3 separate regions of the Homo sapiens genome follow, and regions 1 and 3 are each linked to region 2. Evidence: read pairs that join two places in POLR2A ChIA-PET (ENCODE). Cell type or tissue: CD4-positive, alpha-beta T cell. All regions are shown on one strand. Region 1 has its middle 14 kb from the start of LINC01729. Region 2 has its middle 35 kb from the start of SHLD1. Region 3 overlaps GPCPD1 (glycerophosphocholine phosphodiesterase 1).

Region 1 (8,000 bases), 190 kb before region 2:
AATGGAAGACTAAAATAATCCTTTTATGACTTTTTGCTTAAAGAATTACTAACCCTTTGTTTTGTTTTTTGAAGCCAAGACAACTTTTCTGAGCTATTTACAGCTTTTAAAAATTGAGTAAAGAATACTCCTGTAAACAAAATTTGGAGTATATTTCTCTCTACTGGATTTCTCCAAAATGTGGAAACTATTTGTATTCTTAATTTATAGCAATATAGTTATCTGCATAAGTGCAATGTGAATCTGTTTTCTTTTTTAACAGGACACAATTGGAGACACTGGTTATTTTACCAAGGCTTTGACTGGAATGGTTTTCTTTGAGATACAAACAGACTCCTTTAAGGAATCAAAGTTGACTTATAGAGCCAATAAAAACCCCTTGAGAAAACTGGCCTCATACCTAGTCTATACAGTTCCTGTACAGGGTTCCTAACCTGTGATAAGTAAAGAATATCAGTTCCTAGCAGGCCCGGAAGGCCCAAGTTATATTAGGACCTCAGGAGGAGAGAAATTTACTCAACTCATACAGGTATGTGATGGCAAAAAACCATGGCTGGGCTCAAGGCTTTAAAGTCTTATCTGAGGTTCCTCATGGAATAATGTTTCATCAAAGCCAATATAAAAAGGAGCCTATATGGCAAACAGTTATTCTTGCTGTGCTTTATGCAAATAATCAGTATAAAAAGACTAAAGCTTATTTTGCAAACAAATCAGTCCTATCGTGGTCTGTTTTTAATAAAAATGAGGACTGGAGAGAGGAAAATTATGTTTTAAGAACTATGGGGCCGGGTGCGGTGGCTCACGTCTGTTATCCTAGCACTTTGGGAGGCTGAGGCAGGCAGATAACCTGAGGTTGGGAGTTGGAGACCAGCCTGACCAACACGGAGAAACCCCATCTCTACTAAAAATGCAAAAAATTAGCCAGGCATGGTGGCACGTGCCTGTAATCCCGGCTACTTGGGAGGCTGAGACAGGAGAATCACTTGAACCTGGGGGAGCAGAGTTTGCAGTGAGCTGAGATCACGCCATTGCACTCCAGCCTGGGCAACAAGAGTGAAACTCCATCTCAAAACAAAACAAAACAAAAAACTATGACTATGGTACACCTGTTATTAGATTCTAGTCTCATCAATTGTTTTTGAGGGTTTTTTTCTGCAATTTAGACTGATCCTGCTTACTTCTGTGAACCAACCAGTGATCTCTGGCTACAGCTCAGATGAAATAAGAGGCATGGGTAATGTAAAAATCTGGATCAATATTCTAATTCCGGGCACATATTGGAATCAGCTAGCAACCCCAGGCACCCAAGTCTTACCAGGTATGACAATAGCCATGAGCTACCTGGGCATGTTGGCAGCCTCAGGATTTTTTGAAGCTGTCCTCACCGACTTATTTCATTTGGACATCTCTACTTGTCTTAAAACCCAAGGAGCCATCTATATTTGTGGCCAATCAGTTCACCAATGCCTCCCCACTAACTGGAATGAAACTTGTACCATAGGCTATGTATCCCCAGACGCCTTCATAGTCCCTGGCAATCTCTCTCTTCCAGCACCAATCTACAGGCATCCTATCTTGCCCAAGGTGAAGAGGGCTATCCAATTAATTCTGCTTCTTGTGGAACATGGCATTATACCCTGTATGGAAATCAGAATTGCTGGAATCACAAAAGTCTCCTTGATCTATAGCCAACTCACAAAGGAAATAGCCGACAACATTGAGGCTAAAATTTTAACAACAGTGTAAGAACAAATGGACTCTTTAGCAGCTGTAGTCCTCCAAAATCTCCAAGGACTATGATATGTTAATGGAAGCACAGGGAGGAATTTGCTTAGCCTTAGATAACAAATGTTGCTTTTGGGTAAATGAATTGCCAAAAGTACAAGACAACATCAGACAACTCCTATACTGAGCCTCTAGTTGATGGGAACAAGCATCTCAGGGTTTGTTAGATTAGGAAGCAACATGGAAATGGTTCTCTGGGTTTTTCCCTTTTTAGGTCCACTTGTTAATCTCCTACTTTTGCTCCTTTTTGGTCCATGTCTTCTAAATCTAATCACCTGATTTGTCTCCTCTCACTTTGGGGCTGCCAAGCGCCAGATGATCCTTGGTGAGGGATACCATCTCCTCAATGATCAAGAGTCACCCTTCTACAGAAGATCAGTAGACTGCCCATCAGTGGGACACGGCAGAGGTGAATTCCCTGTCTCTGCTAGATCTGGCTGGATACTGTTTTCATCAGTCTATGGAGTCACCCTGCCCTGACAGCTAGCAAGAGGCCAAAACCCACAGAACAACCACCACCACCCCTCTGCCAGCAGGAAGCGGCTACAGAAGACTGACCTTCATCCATTTTTTCCAGAATTGGGTCTAGAATCTCGAGGGGGGAAATGTTACAGTAGGTAGTTAGACAGACATGAGCAGGGAAGGAGAGGCCCCCAACACCACCAGGACTGTCAGACAACCATCAGGTGATGGTTAGGTGGTTGTTAAACTGTCTCTCTAAAATACTAATTGGTCACAGCTGGCACAAGGGAACGGCCGTCTCCCAATAGATACAAAACACCTGAAGCTGGTGATTAGCTGCATTAGCAGTTTCCTGATAAGATCTCAGGAGTTGGGTGAATGAGCTCAAGCATGCCTACTAAGAGGCAAAATGGCAGAGTTTAACTGGTATATGACCTTCCTCTAGGAACATTCCACTGGTAAGTGAAAAACACTTCAAGTGAGCATGCATACAACTTCAGTAAACACACTGTGCATGCAGACCCTCCCAAGTGCTGGTAGGCCACTCTGCATGGGGATATCCCACCCCAAGGGAAGAATAAGGGAAAGAGAGACACAACCCTCCAGAATCATGCCAATGTACAAAACCCCAAGTCAAAGGGCAATCTCTCAAGTTTCCTGCTTGGCCCTTTTCCAAGTGTACTTTACTTCCTTTCATCCCGCTCTAAAACTTTTTAATAGACTTTCACTCCTGCTCTAAAACTTGCCTTGGTTGCTCACTCTGCCTTCTGCCACTCAGATGAATTCCTTCCATCAAGGAGGCAGGAATTTAGTTGCTGCAGATCCATATGGATTCACCGCTGGTAACAGCATCATGAAAGATAGTCATTTTGATGGAGGAGGAAGGAGAGATGTATTCCTATCAATAGCCCTACAGTTACCAGTCACTGAGTAAAAAGTGAAGAGTTAATATTAATGCAAGAATCCAAAGTATTTGCAAGGAAGTAGAATAGGAGGAACCTGTTTTCACTGGGATGGGGGTGGCGGGCAAATGTCCAAATTAGTATGGCCACTTTGGAAAACAGTTTGGCCTTATCCAATAAAGTTGAACATGCAACTCTTGCCCTGCAATTCCACTACTACATAGCACTTTGCGCATGTGTCCTGGAAGACAGGTAAATATTGATCAAGGCAGCAAAACTGAAAGCAATCCAAATGTACATTAACAGAAGAATGGAGAAATGATATGCGCTACAGCCACTACAGTGGAATACTGCACAGGCTCCATGCTCCAACATGCAGAAAAGTCACAAACAAGGTGTGGAGATCCAGAAGAACAGTAGGGCATAAAAAGCTTGCAAAACTATTCCATGTAATCTGTGCAAATACAAAGAATTGAAGCAGACTACAAAGAAAGGCAATTGATTGAAAAACATAAAATTCTGGATAGTGGTTGCCAAGGTGGGTACAGAGAGGTCTGCAAAAATAATCACAGAAGTTTGTTTCTGGAGCTGAGCAATGGCTACACTGGGATGAGTTCTGGAGTTAGTTCTCTTTCTGCATAACATATATGTGTTTATATGTACTTTCATGTTGGCTACTGTATTTCTTTTTTTTTTTAGAGACAAGGTTTTTCTCTCCATCGCCCAGGCTGGAGTGCAGTGGTGCTATCACAATTCACTGCAGCGTTGACCTTCCGGACCCAAGTGATCCTCTCACCTCAACATTCCAAGTAGCTGGTACCACAGGTATGTGCCACCATACGCGACTCATTTCAATTTTTTTTTTTTTTTTTTTTGAGACAGAGTCTCACTCTGTTGCCCAGGCTGGAGTGCAATGGCATGATCTCAGCTCACTGCAACCTCCACCTCCCAGGTTCAAGTAATTCTCCTGCCTCAGCCTCCTGAGTAGCTGGGATTACAGGTGCGTGCCACCACGACCAGCTAATTTTTGTATTTTTTAGTAGAGACAGGTTTTCACCATGTTGATCATGCTGGTCTTGAACTCCTGACCTTGTGATCCGCCTGCCTTGGTCTTCCAAAATGCTGGGATTACAGGCGTGAGCCATCGCACCTGGCCTAATTTTTGTATTGTTAATAGAGATGGGGTTTCACCATGTTGGCCAGGCTTGACTCGAACTCTTGGCCTCAAGTGATCCATTTGCCTTGGCCTCCCAAAGCGCTGGGATTACAGGCATGAGCCACCATGCCCAGCCTCATTTTTTTTTAACCTTTATTTTGTAGAGACAGGGTCTCCCTATGTTGCCCAGGCTGGTCTCAAACTTTTGGGCTCAAGTGATCCTCCTGCTTCAGTCTCCTGAATAGCTAGGACTCCAGGCATGCACCACCATAACTGGCTACTTTTATTTTTTGGAGAGATGAGGGTCTTGCTCTATTGCCCAGGCTGTTCTCAAACTCCTGGTCTCAAGTAATCCTCCTGCCTCGGCCTCCCAAAGTACTGGGATTACAGGTGTAAGCCACTTCTCCCAGTCCTATATTTTATTTTTTTTTTAATGGAGAAAAAAACTCACAGACAGAGACCTTGGCTTCCCATGATAATTCATCAGAACCTGGACCACAGTGCTTCTTCATCTTTCTCTAGACAAGCTTTCTGCTAAAATCAACTTAGGAAAAACTTGCCACATTCAGACATAAAAGTTAGCAAGAAAGAATGACCTGGAGAGAAGTACAAAAATCATACAAAAAGAAGAATTGAAAAGAAAAGAAAAAGCAAAGCAAGGCTTATGGAGAACATTCACCAGAAAAGCACTGCCATAGCCTTGACAACATGGCAAAACCCCATCTCTACAGAAAATACAAAAATTAGCCAGGTGTAGTGGTGCATGCCTGTGGTCCCAGCTACTCGGGAGGCCTGAGCCCAGGAGGCAGAGGTTGCAGTCAGCCAAGATCATGCCACTGTGCTCCAGCCTGGGGCAACAGAGCAAGACCCTGTCAAAAAAAAAAAGAAAAAAGAAAAGAAAAGAAAGAGAGGAAGGGAGGGAGGAAAGAAGGAAGGAAGGAAGGAAGGAAGGAAGGAAGGAAGGAAGGAAGGAAGGAAAAGCATTGCCTTAGAGCAAAGACAACTGTGACCCGAATTGTTGCAACAAATTATGATGTAATAATCCTGAGATCTAGCCACTTACAGAACAGAAGGGAAGACAGCAGGCTGCCTTGAAATCGAGCTGGCAGATGTGGGTCATTGGGGGATGGGTATAATATGAGAGAAGCTCCTTGTGGCTCAGCTCAGAAAGGTTTGCATGTGTAATACCAATTATTCCGGAGGCTGAAGCAGGAGCCTCGCTTGAGCCCAGGAGTTTGAGGCTAGCCTGGGTAACACAATGACAGCACCCCTTAAAAAAAATGGCTGGGCGCAGTGGCTCACACCTGTAATCCCAGCACTTTGGGAGGCTGAGGCGGGCAGATCACCTGAGGTCAGGAGTTCGAGACCAGTCTGGCCAACATGGTGAAACCCCGTCTCTACTAAAAATACAAAAATTAGCTGGGCGTGGTGGTGCACTCCCAGCTACTCGGGCGGCTGAGGCAGGAGAATAGCTTGAACCTGGGAGATGGAGGTTGTGGTAAGCTGATATTGCACCACTGCACTCCAGCCTAGGCAACAGATCAAGACTCTGTCTCAAAAAAAAAAAAAAAAAAATGAGACAGAGAGGAGAAAATGGCATCCTGGCCGGGCGCGGTGGCTCATGCCTATAATCCCAGCACTTTTGGAGGCCGAGGCGGATCACCTGAGGTCGAGAGTTCGAGACCAGCCTGACCAACATGGAGAAAACCCATCTCTACTAAAAGTACACAATTAGCTGGGCGTGGTGGCGTATGCCTGTAATCCCAGCTACTCAGGAGGCTGAAGCAGGAGAATCGCTTGAACCTGGGAGGCGGTGGTTGCAGTGAGCTGAGATCGCTCCATCGCACTCCAGCCTGGGCAACAAGAGTGAAACTCTGTCTCAAAAAAGAAAAGAAAAGAAAAGAAAAGAAAAGAAAAGAAAATGGCATCCTAAGGGGCAGGTACTGGGGACAGGCAAGGGGAGGAATTTGCCGTTTCCTGAAATAAAACCTCTTAGAAGTTGACTGTTCAATTCATGCAAAATCTGAATAAGATATCAAAATGATAGAAAGGAACCTCTTTCCTGATCATCACCCAATGCCTGTCACACAGCACCCGGTACTGAGAGACGCTCCTCCCCCTTGTCCTGCTCCCTTCTAGGACACCCCACCAGCACAAAGTTTTCCATTGTCAAGGCCCATGTGTGTCTTCCTGGGGCTGATCCTAGTGTTAGAATCAAGGATACAGGAACGTTCTCAGCCCCCTTAGCCATGACTCCACCTGCTGTCCTCCCAGTGTCCTATATTCCTCAGGCTCAGAGCCCCAGGCCCCAGCACCTCACCTTTCTTTGTTGAAGTCCCCAAGGCCTGACCATTCACCTGGGGACTCTGCTCTCTCTGTTCCTGCTCATCACATCTGGGCTGTCAACCTGTGGCCGTGTTACCCAATCTGAGCCTCAGGTTTGTCTCTTGTGCAAACTTAGGACAGGGAATAGAATAGGCTCATGATGGACAGGCGGAGGTGAGATGGGGTGAGAGAAACGCAAGAGCCAAAAGGAGGAAAAAACTCAACGAAGGGGTTCCTCTGAGACTGAGAGGTAGGCAAAGGCAGGTTGAGAGTCAGTTCCCGGACTCAAGTACCTGAGGGAAGGGCAGTGAAGTCATGAAGATCCCTTTGTGACACCAACATACCAGGAGGTAAAGCCAGAGACTGGCCAGGCAGGCTCAGAAAGGAATAAAAGGCCAGTTGCTTGGCAACCAAACTAGAACAGCAACAGAAAGATCGGAGGAAAATCTCCAAAGCACTTAGAAACTAGCCAATGTATGCTAAATAATCCATGGATCAAAGAGGAAGTCTCAAAGGAAATTTTTAAAATAGAATAAAACGAATGAAACTGAAAACACAACATACCAAAATTTGTGAGAACAGTTAAAGCAAGGCTAAGAGGAAAATTTGTAGCACTAAATGCATACCTCAGAAAAGAGGAAAAGTCTCAAATGAAAAACTTAAACTCTCCTTCAAGAACTTAGAAAAACGACCAAATACAGTGGCTCATGCCTGTAATCCCAGAACTTTGGAAGGCTGAGGCAGGAGAATCACTTGAGCCCAGGAGTTTAAGACCAGCCTGGGCAACACAGTGAGATCTCATCAATATTTATGTTATTTAAAAAAAAGAAGAACTTAAAAAAAGAGAGCAAAATAAGCCTAAAACCAGCACAAGAAAGGAAATAATAAAGAGCAGAAATCAATGAAATGAAAAACAGAATAACATTAGAAAAAGTTGGTGGAGTCAAGAGTGTGTTCTTTGAAAAGATCTGTAAAACTGACCAAGCTCTGACAAGACTGACGAAGAAAAAAATTACTAATATCGCTTATAGATTTTAGAAATTATAGTACACAGTTACCAATATCAGGAGTGAAACAGAGGAAATCACTACAGACGCTGCGGACATCAAAAGGATAACGAAATGCTACAAACAACTCTGCATACATAAATTTGATAACTTAGATTAAATGGACCAATTCCTTGTAAAGTACAAACTACCGCAACTCACCTAATTGAAATAGGTAATTTGGATAGCTGCATAACTATTAGAAAATTGAATTTTTAGTTAACTTCCTGAAAAAGAAATCTCCAACCCAGATTGTTTCACTGGAGAATTCTATTAAAGATTTAAAGGGGAGTTAAGACCAACTCTACAGAAAATAGAAGGAAA
Region 2 (8,000 bases):
GTTCAAGACCAGGCTGGGCAACATACCTACTAAGACCTCATCTCTAAAAAATTGCATGGCATGAACCCAGGAGGCGGAGCTTGCAGTGAGCCGAGATCGTGCCATGGCACTCCAGCCTGGGCGACAGAGCAAGACTCCATCTCAAAAAAAAAATAAAAAATTACATGGCCGCGCACAGTGGCTCACACCTGTAATCCCAGCACTTTGGGAGTCCGAGGTGGGTGGATCACGAGGTCAGGAGATCGAGACCATCCTGGCCAACATGGTGAAACCCTGTCTCTACTAAAAATACAAAAATTAGCTGGGCATGGTGGCACGCACCTGTAATCCCAGCTACTTGGTAGGCTGAGGCAGGAGAATCACTTGAACCTGAGAGGCAGAGGTTGCAGTAAGCTAAGATCACGCCACTACACTCCAGCCTGGGCGACAGAGTGAGACTCCATCTCAAAAAATACATACATACATATATACATACATACATGCATGCATAAAATAACTTTGTTGTTGTAAATCTGAAATCCTCTAACCTCTAATCTTCATCATGACATTGAAACAATTGTCTCCCTTTATATTTTAATTCTGTTAAGATTCCATGTGACATTATTATTTTGTTTTTGTTTGTTTGAGATGGAGTTTCACTCTCTTGCCCAGGCTGGAGTGCAACAGTGCGTTCTGGGCTCATTGCAACCTCTGCCTCCCGGGTTCCAGCAATTCTTGTGCCTCAGACTCCCAGATAGCTGGAATTATAGGTACGTGCCACCATGCCCAGCTAATTTTTGTATTTTTAGTAAAGACGGAGTTTCACCATGTTGGCCAATCTGGTCTTGAACTCCTGACCTCAAGTGATCCTTCTGCCTTGGCATCCGAAAGTTCTGGGATTACAGGCATGAGCCACTGCACCCCGCCTATTTTTGTTTTGTATACTGAATGCTTATTTAAAATTACTCACATATATAGCAATTATTTGCTCTTTATTCCTTCTTGCACCTCTGATTTTCATTTTGGATCATTTTCATTCTCCCGAAATAATGCCTGTTAGATTTTCCTTTAATGCATGTTTGCTGGTGGTTGAAGTCTTCTTGTTCAGTTTGTCTAAAATGTTTTTATGTTGCCTTTTACCCCCAACTTGTACTTGTAATTGCCTTTGTTCTGGAAGGATACTTTTGTCGTCAGTAGGATTCTACATTGGCAGTTATTTTCTTTCAGCCAACTGAAGATATAATTCCATTCTCTTCTAGCTCCTGTAAATAAGTCTTTTGAAAGGAATCTCTTTTTCCTGTGAATACTTTAAAATTGTTCTCTTTGGTTTCTGAAGTGTCTTCATAACATATCTAGGCGTTAATTTAAAAAAATTTATACTCTTTGGGATTTGTTAGGCTTCATGAATCTGTGGGTTGATGTCCTTCATTAGTTCCAAGAATTCTTAGGTATATATTTTTTCAAATGTTGCTTCTGCCTCATTCTTTGTCTTTTCTTCTTCTAAGACTCGGGTTAAATATATACTAGACCTTCTTCCATTATCCTCTAGATCTCCTCTCAAGTCTTGTGTGCTTTATGTCTTTTTGTCTTTCCGCGCTATATCCTGGATAGTTTCTTCTGACCTATCTTCTACTTTATGAATTATCCTTTCAGTTGTATCAAATATGTTTATTCCATCTGCTATGGACTGAATTGTGCACCCCTATATTCATATGTTGAAGCCCTAACCCACAATATGACTGTGTTTGGAGACAGGTCCTATATAAGGAGGTAATTAAGATTAACTTCAGTTATAAGGGTGGGTACCTGTTCTGATAGGATTCATGCACTTAAAGCAGAGACACCAGAAAGCTCACTTTCTCTCTCTCTGCCATGCAGAGAGAAGGTGGCTATTTGCAGCCTCATTAGAAACCCTAGCAGAACCTTGATCTTGGACTTTCCAGCCTCTAGAATGGAGTCTCCCTCAGAATTATTGTCTGATAAAATAATTTATGTTTTTAAACCACACAATCAGCTGGGTGCAGTGGCTCATGCCTGTAATCCCAGCACTTTGGGAGGCCAAGGTGAATGGATCACTTGAGTCCAGTAATTTGACACCAGCCTGGACAATATAGCAAAACCTCATCTCTACAAGAAATGACAACAACAACAACAAAATTAGCCGGGAGTGGTGGCACACACCTGTAATACCAGCCACTTGGGAGGCTGAGGCACAAGAATCATTTGAACCTAGGAGGCAGAGGTTGCAGTGAGACACGATCAGGCCACTGCACTCCAGTCTGGGTGACAGAGTGAGACTCAAAAGAAAAAGTAAAATGTTTTTTAAAAATGAAAGAATAGGCATTTAAACTTTTACCCGGGAAATTTCTTTTTCTTTCTTTTTTTCTTTTTCTTTTTCTTTTTTTTTTTTTTTTTTTTTTTTTTTTTTTTTTTTTGAGGCAGGGTCTTGCTCTGCCCCGAGGTTGGAGTGCAGTGATGTGATTATGGCTCCCTGCAGCCTCAACTTCCCAGCCTCAAGTCATCTTCCCACCTCAGCTCCTGAGTAGCTGGAACTACAGGCACATACCACATGCCCAGCTAACTTTTTTATTTTTTGTATAGATGGGTCTTACTATATTGCCCAGGCTGGTCTCGAGTTCTTTGGCCGCAAGAGATCCTCCCACCTCAGCCTCCCAAGGTACTGAGATTACAGGTGTGAGCCACTGTGCCTGGCCAGAACTCTCACTATACAGTCCTATCCATTTACAGCCCTTTGCCTACATGTCCTTAGATCTGTGTTTCCCAGATTTTCCCATAAATTCCCTGCAACCTTCCTTTTGACCTTGAGTGCTCTACACAGTCATCCCATTTCTAGTTCATCTATAGGAATAGTGGAGTTGACAGCAAATAATGTTTTTCAACTGCTTGAATATTAGAGTCCTTCTCCCTTGTACAGCAATATATGTCTATGATGAAGCTTAGTAAAATAGCTGTAGAACGAATTCGGAGATAAAATTACAGGAACTCTATAACAGCACATGTGGCTTTTCTCTGTCTCTGAATCTACCTCTTCTGGAAATGAACAGGAGTAACTTAGGTGAGCTCACAAACATAGCTACTACCATGCAGTATGTACCCTTACACCACCCCTGCCCCCACTCCCACTGTAGTTTCCTGGGCTTTAGTCTGTTCTAAGTTCTTTGATGCTTGTGAAGCTACTTCTGCTGACTTTGTTGACACTGACATTGTTACCATGGTTACCAGGGAAGTCAGACAATATACTGAAGGGGAGTTGCTTCCTGCCCTAACCAGGACAAAGACACTATAACCTTTGAGGTTGCTGGTGTATCCGTGTCCTCAGTGAAGAATTCATGTATGAGCTGAGGTTGCCAAAGAAGCAGGGAAGCTTTCTTCCCCCTCCTTTGCCTCACACTCTGTTACACTGAGTTAGAAGACATTTACCTGTGAAAACCACAATGACACACTGTTCTACCTAAGAGGCTGGCAAGATCAAAATGACTGATAAACTGTATCAGAAAGGGCGTGGAAAAACAGATATTGTTGGTGGAATGTAAATGGACATAATCTCTTTAGGAGAACAATTTGGGCATCCATACCGTTTGATGGAGCAACTTTATCCCTAATTTATAGCGCAACGTGTGCAAAACAAGCACATGGATAGAATAGTCAATGTGGCAGCATCTGTAAGTCGAAGATTAGAAACAATGGGACAGCACACTCAGTGTGGCCTTTCCATGTGCCATTGGCTCCACTCCCAGTTCACCTGCAGCCAGGGAGGAAGGTTCTGTATGTGCTGACAAGGCTCCCCACCTCAAGCCACCTGCAGCACCCTCAAGGGAAATCTTCAACCAGTGATAATGAAAGATGACGCATGTCTTAGTCTACTCAGGCTGCCATAACAAAATACTAAACACTATGTGGCTTAAACAACACAATTTTATTTGCTCACAGTTCTTGATTCTAGAAGTCCAAGATCAAGATTCTGGCTGATCTGGTTTCTGATGAAGGCTTTCTTCCTGGCTTGCAGGAAAGGCCATGTGAGGAGGTCTTAGTGAGAAGGCCTTAGTGCATGCACATGGGAAGAGAGAGCAAGCTGTCCAGTGTCTTTTCTCATAAGGGCACTAATCCTATCAGATCAGGGCCCCACCCTTATGATCTCAGATAACCTTATGCTTGACCCTTGAACAACACAGGGGCTAGGGACATCAACCCCTCACACAGTTGAAAACTCACATATAACTTTTGATTCCTCAAAAACTTAACTACCTCAAGGAATTAGGACATGGAAAAATAAAACTAACTACTAATAGACCATTGTTTGTTGACCAGAAGCCTTATAGATGGCCTTACAGATAACATAAACAGTTGGTGTGTGTTATATGTATTATATACTGTATTCTTACAATAAAGTAAGCTAGATAAAGAAAACCATAAAGAAGAGAAAGTATATTTACTATTCATTAAGTGGAAGCAGATCATCATAAAGGTCTTCATTCTTGTCTGAGTGTTGAGTAGGCTGAGGAGGTGGAGGAGGAAGAGGAGGGATTGGTCTTGCTGTCTCAGGGGTTGCGGAGGTGAAGGAGGTAGAAGGGGAAGCAGGAGAGGCACACATGGTGTTAATTTTTATTGGAAACATTCCACATATAACGGGACCCAAGTAATTCAAACCAGTGTTGTTCAAGGGCCAACTGTAATTACAAAAGGTCTAATCTCTAAATATTAATACATCCTCACTGGGGTTTAGGTTCCTAATATATACATTTAGTTGGGGGATACATAGACATTCAGTTTATAACTGCATGTAAATACCACAGCTTTCCAGTCTTTTGGTGTGATGTTTCTGAGGCTTCTTCTACCCATTCTCTCAGAGGGGCCCCATTGAGCTAGGGCTGTCCTAAGTGGGGACTTATTTATTAATCTACCCTTTTGTGAGTCTCCTCCCTTCCCTCTCACTGGGCTTCCTGGGATCTCCTTCCAAATAAATGACCTGTACCCAAGTCCTTGTCTAAGGGTCTTTTTTTTTTGGGAGAATGGGACAAATGTTTCAAATCACCAGTCATTTGAATCTAAAGTTATTCCTACAAGAGCTGCTATGGTCTGAATGTTTGTGTTGCTCCCTGCTCTCCCAGTTTCCGTGTTGAAATTGAATCACCAATATGATGCTATTAGGAAGTAGAGCATTTGGGAGGTGAGTAGATCATGAGAGTAGAACCCTCATGAATAGGATTAGATCTTTTATTTTTATTTTTATTTTCAGACAGGGTCTCACACTGCCACCCAGCAGGCTGGAGCACACTGGCGTGATCTCAGCTCACTGCAACTTCCGCCTCCTGGGCTCAAGCAATCCTCCTGCTTCAGCCTCTTGAGTAGCTGGGTCTACAGGTACACACACCACACCCAGCTAATTTTTGTATTTTTTGTCGAGACAGGGTTTTGCCATGTTGCCCAGGCTGGTCTCAAGCTCCTGAGCTCAAGCAAATCTGCCTGCCTCAGTCTCCCAAAGTGCTGAGATTACAGGCGTGAGCCACCGCGCCTAGCCTGGATCTCTTATAAAAGAGATCTCAGAGAGTTAGCACATCTGTTCCACCATGTGAGGACACAGCTATAAGGTGCCATCTATGAATCAGGGCCTCACCAGACACTGAATCTGCCAGCACCTTGATCTTGGACTTCACAGCCTCTGGAGCTTTGAAAAATAAATATCTGTAGTTTATAAGCTACCCAGATTATTATATGTTGTTATAGCAGCCTAAGCAGACTAAGAAGGTATTCAGTCCTGCAGGTTGTCCCATATTCCTAGTACTGTGGTTGAAATTGTTATATATTGGTTCCTGTCAAACGCCAGCTCATACAGCAGCGTGGGAGAGACTGGAATTGAAGAGACTCTGGAAATTGGTCTGCCCTGAACAGGGAATGAGGCAGGAAACAGGAAGACAGACCCAGTGGCAAGTACCAAGAGCCCAGTCTAGAGGAAAGAAGACCATATCCACCGGGCACATCGGGGCAAAAGCAGGGCTCCCGTCTCCCACCAAACCTAGAAGGTCCTCATAGATGAGTGGAACATCCATCTACTCTTGAAGAAACGAGGCAGAATTTGAAACTTTGAAACACATTCTAACAAATTGTGATTGAAAAGTTAGATTTAGAGAATTACAACCATATCTGTTCTGACTTTTTTTTTTTTTTTTTTTTTTTTTGAGACGGAGTCTCGCTCTGTCACCCAGGCTGGAGTGCAGTGGCGCGATCTCGACTCACTGCAAGCTCCGCCTCCCAGGTTCACGCCATTCTCCTGGCTCAGCCTCCTGAGTAGCTGGGATTACAGGTGCCCGCCACCACGCCCAGCTAATTTTTTGTATTTTTAGTAGAGACGGGGTTTCACCATGTTAGCCAGGGTGGTCTTGATCTCCTGACCTCGTGATCCACCCACCTTGGCCCCGCAAAGTGCTGAGATTACAGGCGTGAACCACCGCACCTGGCCTAACATTTTAGTTTTCTTATTCTTTTTTTTTATTTTTATTTTTTGAGACAGAGTCTTGTTCTGTTGTCCAGGCTGGAGTTCAGTGGCAAGATCTCTGGTCACTACAAACTCTGCCTCCCGGGTTCTTGTGCCTCAGCCTCCTAAGTAGCTGGGACTACAGGCATGCACCACTATGTCTGGATAATTTTTTGTATTTTTAGTAGGAATGGGGTTTCACAATATTGCCCAGACTGGTCTCGAACCTCTGAGCTCAGGCAATCTGACCACCTCGGCCTCCCAAAATGCTAGGAGTGCGGGCGTGAGCCACCGTGCCCCGCCAGTGTATCATTTTGTGCCTATCTTTTTCCACTCACCATGCTAGTGAGGTTCATCTGTGTTGTGTGTATACTGACCATATATTAAGTAGCCTACTTACAGAGAATACAAAGTTGGTAATAAAGGCAAACATTGAAAATTGTGTTTTTCATCTTCTCACATATGAAAGAAAAAAGATATAAGTAATCCAAATAGGATATATCTCACTCTATCTCCCAGGCTGGAGTGCAGGGCAAGATCTCAGCTCACTGCAGCCTCAACCTCCTGGACTCAAGCTAACCTCCCACCTCAGCACCCCTCTCCCCAGAGAAGCTGCGACTATACGCACACACCACCATGCCCAGCTAATTTTTGTAGAGACAGGGTTTTGCCATGTTGCCCAGGCTGTTCTGGAACTCCTGGGCTCAAGTGATCCCCCACCTTGGCCTCCCAAAGTGCTGGGATTACAGGCATGAGCCATCACACCTGGCACTCCAGCCTGGGCAGCAAGAGCGAAAATCTGTCTCAAAAAAAAAAAAATTGACATAAAGATACTGAATTTAGATCTCCTTTTTGTTTTTCTTTGAATGCTCTGAACATCTTACCAAAAGGACAGAGAAAGCATCTGATGATGTCTGGAATCTATATGAGCACACATTTGAAAGTGACTGTAATAACATTACATCAAATATATACTGCAAAGAGAGGCTAAGAGAGCAGGAGCCAGGCACATAGCCACATTTGGCAAAGCTGCAGCAGATTTTGTGCCAGTGGGCAGGTGCCCAGAATTCAGAGCTGGGCAGAAGGTCAGGAAAGGATGGGTCATTCAAGTCCAACATGTCACAACTCAGCAGGCAATGGATCCTGGGGCTTACTGCCTAGGTAGCATGAAGCACTTGGGAAGAGTGCTTGTTTAATCCTGGGGCTCAGACTGGTGAGATATGGTAGTGGGTGGCATGGGAGGGAAGGGACATGGACTATATGGTCCACCTCAGAATGGACTAACACCATAGACTACCCATCGTCCAAAAGACTGTGGTGCACTCAGCTTGCTCCAAGTTGCTCTTGGTATCTAAGATGAGCAAATACAATGGATGAGACAAGGCAGCAGGTATTTACAGATTACAGGTCTTCACAGATTGCAGGTCTTTCTTGAAGTAAAGCAGATGGCAGTCTTGTGAGTTGCAGTGTTTTTCCCAGCAGGAAACTGATGTCACATGCAAATAGGGTAATTAGGAGAATTTCATAG
Region 3 (8,000 bases), 110 kb before region 2:
AGTGGGTGGATCACTTGAGGTCAGGAGTTCAAGACCAGCCTGGACAACATGGTGAAACCTCATCTCTACTGAAAATAAAAAATTAGCTGGGTGCAAGCCGGGTGCGGTGGCTCATGCCTATAATCCCAGCACTTTGGGAGGCCAAGGCAGGCAGATCACTAGGTCAGGAGTTCAAGACCAGCCTGGCCAACATAGTGAAACCCCATCTCTACTAAAAATACAAAAATTAGCTGGGTGTGGTAGCAGGCACCTGTAATCCCAGTTACTCAGGAGGCTGAGGCAGGAGAATCAATTGAACCCAGGAGGCTGAGGCTGCAGTGAGCCAAGATCACACCAGTGCACTCCAGCCTGGGCGACAGAGCGAGACTCTTAAAAAAAAAAAAATTAGCCGGGTATGGTGGCAAGCACCTGTAATCGCAACTACTCAGGAGGATGAAGCAGGAGAATCGCTTGAACCTGGCAGGTGGAGGGTGCAGTGAGCCAAGATCATGCCACTGCACTTCAGCTTGGGTGACAGGGCAAGACTCTGTCTCGAAAAAAATTTTTTTTAAATAAAATAGATAAAAACACAAAGTTAGCTGGGCATGGCAGCACACACCTGTAATTCCAGCTACTCGGGAGGCTGAGGAATGAGAATCACTTAAACCTGGGGGGAGGTAGAGGTTGCAGTGAGCCAAGATTGCATCACTGCGCTCCAGCCTGGGCAATATAGTGAGACCCTGTCTGTACAAAAAAAAATTTTAAGTAAGAATAATTTTAAAATTAGCCAGGCACTGTGTTGTGCACCTATAGTCCCAGTTCCTCATGAGGTTGAGTCAGGAGGATCACCAGAGTCCAGGAGTTTGAGGAGCTATGACTGCACCACTGCACTTCAACCTGGGCAATAGAGGGAGACCCTGTTAATCTTTTTTTTTTTTTTTTTTTTTTTTTGAGATGGAGTCTTGCTCCATCGCCCAGGCTGGAGTACAGTGGCGCAATCTCAGCTCACTGCAACTTCTACCTCCAGGGTTCAAGCAATTCTCCTGTCTCAGCCTCCCGAGTAGCTGGGACTACAGGCACGCACCATCATGCCCGGCTAATTTTTGTATTTTTAGTAGAGACGGAGTTTCACCTTGTTGGTCCAGTTGGTCTCAAACTCCTGACCTCAGATGATCCACCCACCTCGGCCTCCTAAAGTGCTGGGATTACAGGCATGAGCCACCATGCCCAGCCAACCCTGTCTCTTAACAACAAAAAAAACTTCTTCATGGACTCGTTATTTCTCATCCCCCACATAAAACAGCAGGCTACTTTTTGCTATGAAAAGAACAAACTCCAATTGGAAAAAGTAAAATGGGGACTCAGTGGTTCACTTGCCTCTTATAGGTGCTCCTGCATTTTACCAATTCCCCCTGCAATGTTACTTTCTCTTTCTGCTGATTCCAGGGGAATATGGCTGCTGAAAATGAGGAAATTTTTCACTAAAACAAACAGACCTTTCTTTAATTGGCTCTCAGTTATAAAAGATTATGAAGACTTGAATGCTTACTAAAGAAATCTGCAAACAGCACCTCCACATACTCTATTTGTATCCTCTCCTGGTTGTACTTGTTTCCCCCAAGGTCAGTCCTCTCTGCACTACCATTCTCGCCACATTTAGCAGAGGGTCCTTCCTCCTGTGCAGTGAGGAAATCAAGGTGATGGGGGAATTGAGGTGGGGTCTCCCCCAGTATCCCCTTGCTGTCCCTCAGCCTCCTCCTTGGCACGTACAGAGTCATCTATATCCACATCCACCATTATCTCCTTCCCTCTAATCCCTGACCCCAATCAAGCTGACACTTCTGTGGCCAGTTCTGCGGTCAGTCCATTTGCCCGACATGGCCAGCTCCTTCTAGCTTCAACTGCCTGCCTACAACTCCCCAGAAAGAGAAAATTCCGTCTTCTCTCCACGGAAGTGGCCACACACTAAACCAGAGGTGAGCACTTGGCTCAAGGGAGCCAACCCATCAGCTGACTAGCAATCTTCAATCTGCTCAATTCTGCCCAGGGGTAGAACTATACCAGATCATCTTGGCTAAGAATTTGAACTTAGACTCACACATACTCTGCCAATTGCTGTGATGAATGCTAGAATAAAGAAGCTAGATGTAGTGTGAGTCATTCACTCATTCTTTGAATACAGATATACTATGCCCCTGCTCTGATCCAGGCTCTCTGCTAGGCGCAGGAATTCAGCATAAACAAGACAAGGTCATATTTTGACCAGGCACGGTCTGTAATCTCACACCTGTAATCTCAGCACTTTGCGGGGCCAAGGTAGGCAGATGACCTTAGGTCAGGAGTTTGAGACTGGCCTGGCCAACATGGCAAAACCCCATCTCTACAAAAAATACAAAAATTAGCCAGGTGTGGTGTCAGGCATCTGTAATCCCAGCTACTCAGGAGCCCAAAACAGAAGAATCGCTTGAATTCGAGGAGCAGAGGTTGCAGTGAGCCGAGATCGCGTCATTGCACTCCAGCCTAGGCAACAGAGTGAGACTCCATCTCAATTAAAAAAAAAAAAAAAAAAAAGAGGGGGCTGGGCACGGTGGCTCCTACCTGTAATCCAGCACTTTGGGAGGCCGAGAGGCAGGTGGATCACGAGGTCAGAAGTTTGAGACCAGACTGGACAAGATAGTGAAACCCTGTCTCTACTAAAAATACAAAAATTAGCCAGGCACGGTGATGGACACCTGTAATCCCAGCTACTTGGGAGGCTGAGGCAGGAGAATTGCTTAAACCCGGGAGGCGGAGGTTGCAGTGAGCTGGGATCGCATCACTGCACTCTAGCCTGGGCGACAGAGCAACACTCCATCTCAAAAAAAAAGTAATGTTTTCAACAGAGTTTACAATCTGTCACTCAAATAATTCTATAAAATCTCCAAGAGGTGCTATAAAATAGGGCCAGAACCTAGTGGAATCTGGAGGCTGGCAGTGGGGACAGGGGAGAGAAGAGAAGGAACAGGGGGAGTATGAGAGTGGGCAAAGATCTAGGCAGAGGAAACAGCATTTGAGAACGTCCTAAAAGAGGAAGAAAGGAGGAAGGAATGGAGCACATTTAAGGAACTGAAAGGCCAGTATAGCCAGAGTACATAAAACCGAGAGGTACCTCAGTTTTATGAGAGCCCAGGTGTGATACGGCTTTGACATGCTATCTCACACTAAAATTATCTCACAGCACTTTAAGGGACAGCAAAAAATACAATGAGGCTAAAAACATATTCACACATAGGAACAAGGTTATCCCAGCCAATTGTTTCACCAACTTATTCTTTTTTTTTTTTTTTTTTGAGACGGATTCTGGCTCTGTCACCCAGGGTGGAGTGCAATGGCACGATCTCAGGTCACTGCAACCTCTGCCTCCTGGGTTCAAGCAATTCTCCTGCCTCAGCCTCCCAAGTAGCTGGGATTACAGGCACATGCCACCATATCCGGCTAATTTTTGTATTTTTAGTAGAGATGGGGTTTCACCATGTTGGCCAGGCTGGTCTTGAACTCCTGACCTCAAGTGATCTACCCGCCTCAGCCTCCCAAAGTGCTGGGATTACAGGCATAAGCCACTGCGCCCGGCCTACCAACTTCTTGCACTAGCAAAGTTTCCTTCATTTTCATACTGCCTAGAAACCACAGCCCAACCATCTCTGCCCTGTGCAAAATTAGGTATAAATTCATAGCTTTCTTGGGAAAACATGAGAACAAGACAGAGTTTGAGGAGGTTTTTGGTGTGTTTACTATGCTCCAAGCACATTTCTGCTGTCAGGCAAGACCTATAGATATTTTCATCTAAAAAATCAGGCCCACTCTAATAGCAACTCCATATTTAAGGTAATCCAGATAAGAAACATGCTAATTTAATTTTAATTGTTTTAAAGTAAAACTTTTACAATACCTGGTAAAAGAGTTCCTCTTATTTCAAAGGCAACCTGAGAAGGTGTCATTCTGATGGATTTATTTTATGATGTCGTGCTAGGAAAAAAAAGAAAAGTAACTTATAGTATAAAAATATATGCCTTAGCTAGCCACCATCAAGAAACAACTTCAACCAAGAGCTATTTATATTTTTAAAAGCAATATTTAATGTCTTTGCAGTTTTATGGTGGGATTGTTTTTGTTTTTGTTTTAAAGTAACTTTAGTGCGGGGGGGGGGGGGCGGGAAAGAAACAAGTGAAAAAGCAAAAAAATAAACCAGGCACAGTGCCTCATGCCTGTAATACAAACACTTAAGGAGGCTGAGGCAGGAGGATGACTTGAGCCCAGGAGTTTGAGACCAATTTGGGCAATATAGTGAGGCCTCATGTCTACACACACACACACACACACACACACACACACGCCAGGCATGGGGAGCATGCCTGTAGTTCCAGCTACAGATTGAGACTGAGCTGGGAGGATCACTTTAGCACAGGATGTTGAGGCTGTAGTGAGCTGTGACTGTGCCACTGTACTCTAGCCTGAGCCACAGAGCAAGACCCTGTCTCGAAAAAAACAAAACACAAAGTCTCAATAAAGTTTTTTTAAAAAAAGCAAAAAATGAAAATGAATCTCAATTATGAGCAAAAAAAAAGATTAATTTCAGAGTCCTTATATAAACAGTGACTCAATTACTTGGGAAGTATCTAGCAAGTTTGAAGCCTAGTGCTACAAAGCTATTCTTTCAGAATATATGTTCAAAAAGAAAACAAAACAAGACAGAATACATGCCCGAAATACACACTGTAAAACAAAGTATCCAAACTTGTTATTTTTTAAGTCGTCAAGATTCTTTTGCTACATACTTTCTCTTCTGATAAGCAGCTGTTCTGAATTCAAGGTATCTTTCCTGACCAGGGTAATACTGTGGTAGAGAAGAAAAACAACTATAGAGAGAAAAAAGCTTCACTTAATGAATTTCTACTTTAACACAAAGGAAACAACCAAAGTATCACCCACTAAAACAAACTACTTGTTATGTTGTGGAACAAGTTTGAGAATCTGCTTCTAAGACACAATGTAACTTATCATTAAAAGAAAAAGAAAAGAAGGAGTCCAGGCAAGTGGCTCACACCTGTAATCCCAGCACTTTGGGAGGCCGAGGAGGGCAGATCACTTGAGGTCAGGAGTTCAAGACCAGCCTGACCAACATGGAGAAACCCCGTCTCTACTAAAAATACAAAATTAGCCGGGCGTGGTGGCACATGTCTGTAATCTCAGCTACTCAGGAGGCTGAGGCAGGAGAATTGCTTGAACCTGGGAGGTGGAGGTTGAGGTGAGCCCCCCCACCTGCCTCCCCCTCCAAAAAAAAAGAAAAAACTTTCTACACAAATAACTTTTCAGATTTTCTCTTTATTAACCCTAGGACCATCATTACTCAGGTTCTACAGGCTCAAATTTACAGTCTCAACTCTACCTACAACCTATTATCAAATCCTGATGATTCTATCTAATTGACCTTATATCCATTTTGTCAATTAGGATTCTTCCTCACATCCCTGGCTTGGAATCACTTTGATTATTTATAGAAATCTGAACTCCATAGTAAAAGGAATTTAAGGAGATTAAAAAAAGAATAAGAAAGAAGTCTAAACTCCAAGCCTTTGAAGTTCTTTTCCACTTATCCACATTTTGTCTAGCTAATTTTTTCATTTCTTCCCTGTCAGTCAAAGGAATCTGTTTCCCATCCACTAACTTAAGTACCTAAAGGAATATAAAAAATAGCTTAATACACACATGTACATATAATATACTTCGAGATACTTACATAATTTAAATGGAGAAAGAACATACTCCATCCAAAGACACACCATATTCTACATCATAACTTCTCCAACACCCCTCAAAAAAACCTTTGCCCCCCCCACCAATGTTACAAGAATTCCAATCACATCTTTATTCTGCATCATGTACATTACTCTACCAGCTTAAATTTCATTTGCATTTATATATTACCTTATGAAACAATTCTAAAGTACCTTTCATAGCTACCTTACATAGTCATTTTTCTAGTTCTGCTTTGCTCCCTTCCCCTCCCCCTGAATCATTTAATGAACACTGCTACACACAATTAACCACACTTCCCAGTCAAGGTAGATAGATCTATACCAGCAGTTCTCACCAAAGGCAATTCTTCCCTCCAGGGGATTATTTGGTAATGCCAGGAGGCATTTTTGGTTGTCACAACTGGGAGTGGCACTCCTAGCATCTAGGGGTAAAGGCCCTGCTGAACACCATACAATACGCAGAACAGCCCTCCACAAATGATTAATTGTCCAGCTCCAAACATCAACAGGGCTCAGGTTGAGATGAGGGTCAAGAGTCCAGGCTCTATGTTAGCTATAAACTATGTATCATCACATTTACATCAATTATAAAATGTAACACTGAATACATACACATATATATATTTATAAATGTACACTGTCAAATATTCATCTCACAGAGTGCAAGACCACCAATGTGCAGTCATGTCACATTTGGATATGAAATTCCCTATTTGGCAACTCTACCATTTTGGTTAGAATACCCAATACTACACTAGTGCAAACCTTCCCTTTGGCCAGGCACAGTGGCTCATGCCTGTAATCCCAGCACTTTAGGAAGCCGAGGCGGGTGGATCACCTGAGGTCAGGAGTTCAAGACCAGTCTGGCCAACATGGTGAAACTTTGTCTCTACTAAAAATACAAAAATTGGCTGGGCATGGTGGTGGGCACCGGTAATCCCAGCTACCCAGGAGGTTGAGGCGGGAGAATCACTTGAACCTGGGAGGCAGAAGTTGCAGTGAGCAAAGATAGTGCCACTGCACTCCAACCTGGGCAACACAGCGAGACTCTATCTCAAAAGAAAAGAAAGAAAGAAAAAAGGCCGGGCATGGTGGCTCATGCCTGTAATCCCAGCACTTTGGGAGGCTCAGGAGGGCAGATCATGAGGTCAGGAATTCAAGACCAGCCTGGCCAACATCTCTACTAAAACTACAAAAATTAGCTGGGCATGATGGCACGTGCCTGTAGTCCCAGCTACTCGGGAAGCTGAGGCAGGAGAATCACTTGAACCCAGGAGGTGGAGGTTGTGGTAAGCCGAGATCATGCCACTGCACTCCAGCCTGGGCAACAGAGGGAGACTCCATCTCAAAAAAGAAAAAGAAAAAAAAAAGGCTTCCCTTCATCAAAATAATTTCTAAAATAAATAATTTCTTATTCTACTTTCTGCATCTAAGAGTAAACATGGCGGCCAGGTGTGGTGGCTCACGCCTATAATCCGAGCACTTTGGGAGGCATGAGAATCACTTGAACCCAGAAGGTGGAGGTTGCAGTGAGCTGAGATTGTGCCACCACACTCCTGCCTGTGTGACAGAATGAGACTCTGTCTCAAATAAAAAAAAAAAAAAAAAGCCTGACATTTAAATTACTGAATTAATTTTAAGAGAGCAAATACTCTATCACCCATCAAAAGAGCTGAATGACCACTTCAGTCTTAACCTTAACCAAATAAGGTGCCCTTTCATTTGGTGTTTACTGCTGCGGTTCTCAACTAAAGACAACCTCATATACATGATTAAATAGTTTGTATTTTGCTATTTGTTGACTAACTTTAAATAACTATTTTAATCAACTTAAGGGAAATCAGATATTATTCCTATGTACTAAAATCAACAGCTAGTACAAAATTATCTCTAGATTTCTACTGCATGAAAGCAAATGGAAAACTTAAGTAAATATAATAAAAGGGAAATGAACTGATTATAGAAATTGAGTCTTTTATTCTCAAAGATGTTTGGAAGAGTGACTACAGTAACTTAGCGGTAAACAGCTGCAGTAAATGTACTATACAAAGCTATATACACAAGCACAAAAACACCTCCCAGAAAACCTCTCCAAAAGTCAACAAAGCATCATCTTCCACTTGATTTACCAAAGTCAAGCAATCTGGTTTGATTTCCACCCTGAGCGCCCCCCTCCCCAAATTTGATACCATACCAAATAAAAGCCTCAGGAGCTGTTCCAAATGC

Evidence for each region. ChIA-PET counts read pairs that join two places held together with the same protein. Peaks named below come from ENCODE experiments on the same cell type or tissue, not always from the same donor. Only the 100,000 strongest peaks of a DNase experiment are listed, where the experiment ranks them.
Region 1: POLR2A ChIA-PET joins it to region 2 with 11 read pairs; 5 of 35 experiments call an interaction of 5 or more read pairs at or near these places.
Region 3: POLR2A ChIA-PET joins it to region 2 with 14 read pairs; 17 of 35 experiments call an interaction of 5 or more read pairs at or near these places.

What each region holds. Positions count from the first base shown.
Region 1 is chr20:5,519,715-5,527,714 of GRCh38, forward strand. No RefSeq gene overlaps it. Among named protein-coding and RNA genes, the nearest start is that of LINC01729, 14 kb to the left of the region's middle. In CD4-positive, alpha-beta T cell, no CTCF peak of the experiment used is centred here; no DNase peak of the experiment used is centred here.
Region 2 is chr20:5,711,532-5,719,531 of GRCh38, forward strand. No RefSeq gene overlaps it. Among named protein-coding and RNA genes, the nearest start is that of SHLD1, 35 kb to the right of the region's middle. RefSeq lists a silencer at 3,052-3,346. In CD4-positive, alpha-beta T cell, no CTCF peak of the experiment used is centred here; DNase peaks (open chromatin) are centred at 2,650 and 3,240; H3K27ac peaks cover 2,977 bases.
Region 3 is chr20:5,600,457-5,608,456 of GRCh38, forward strand. GPCPD1 (glycerophosphocholine phosphodiesterase 1) reads right to left here. Exons shown (of 20, transcript NM_019593.5): 2 at 3,908-3,984. The coding sequence starts at 3,956. Among named protein-coding and RNA genes, the nearest start is that of GPCPD1, 6.5 kb to the right of the region's middle. RefSeq lists a silencer at 6,228-6,277. In CD4-positive, alpha-beta T cell, no CTCF peak of the experiment used is centred here; a DNase peak (open chromatin) is centred at 4,405; H3K4me3 peaks cover 610 bases; H3K27ac peaks cover 638 bases.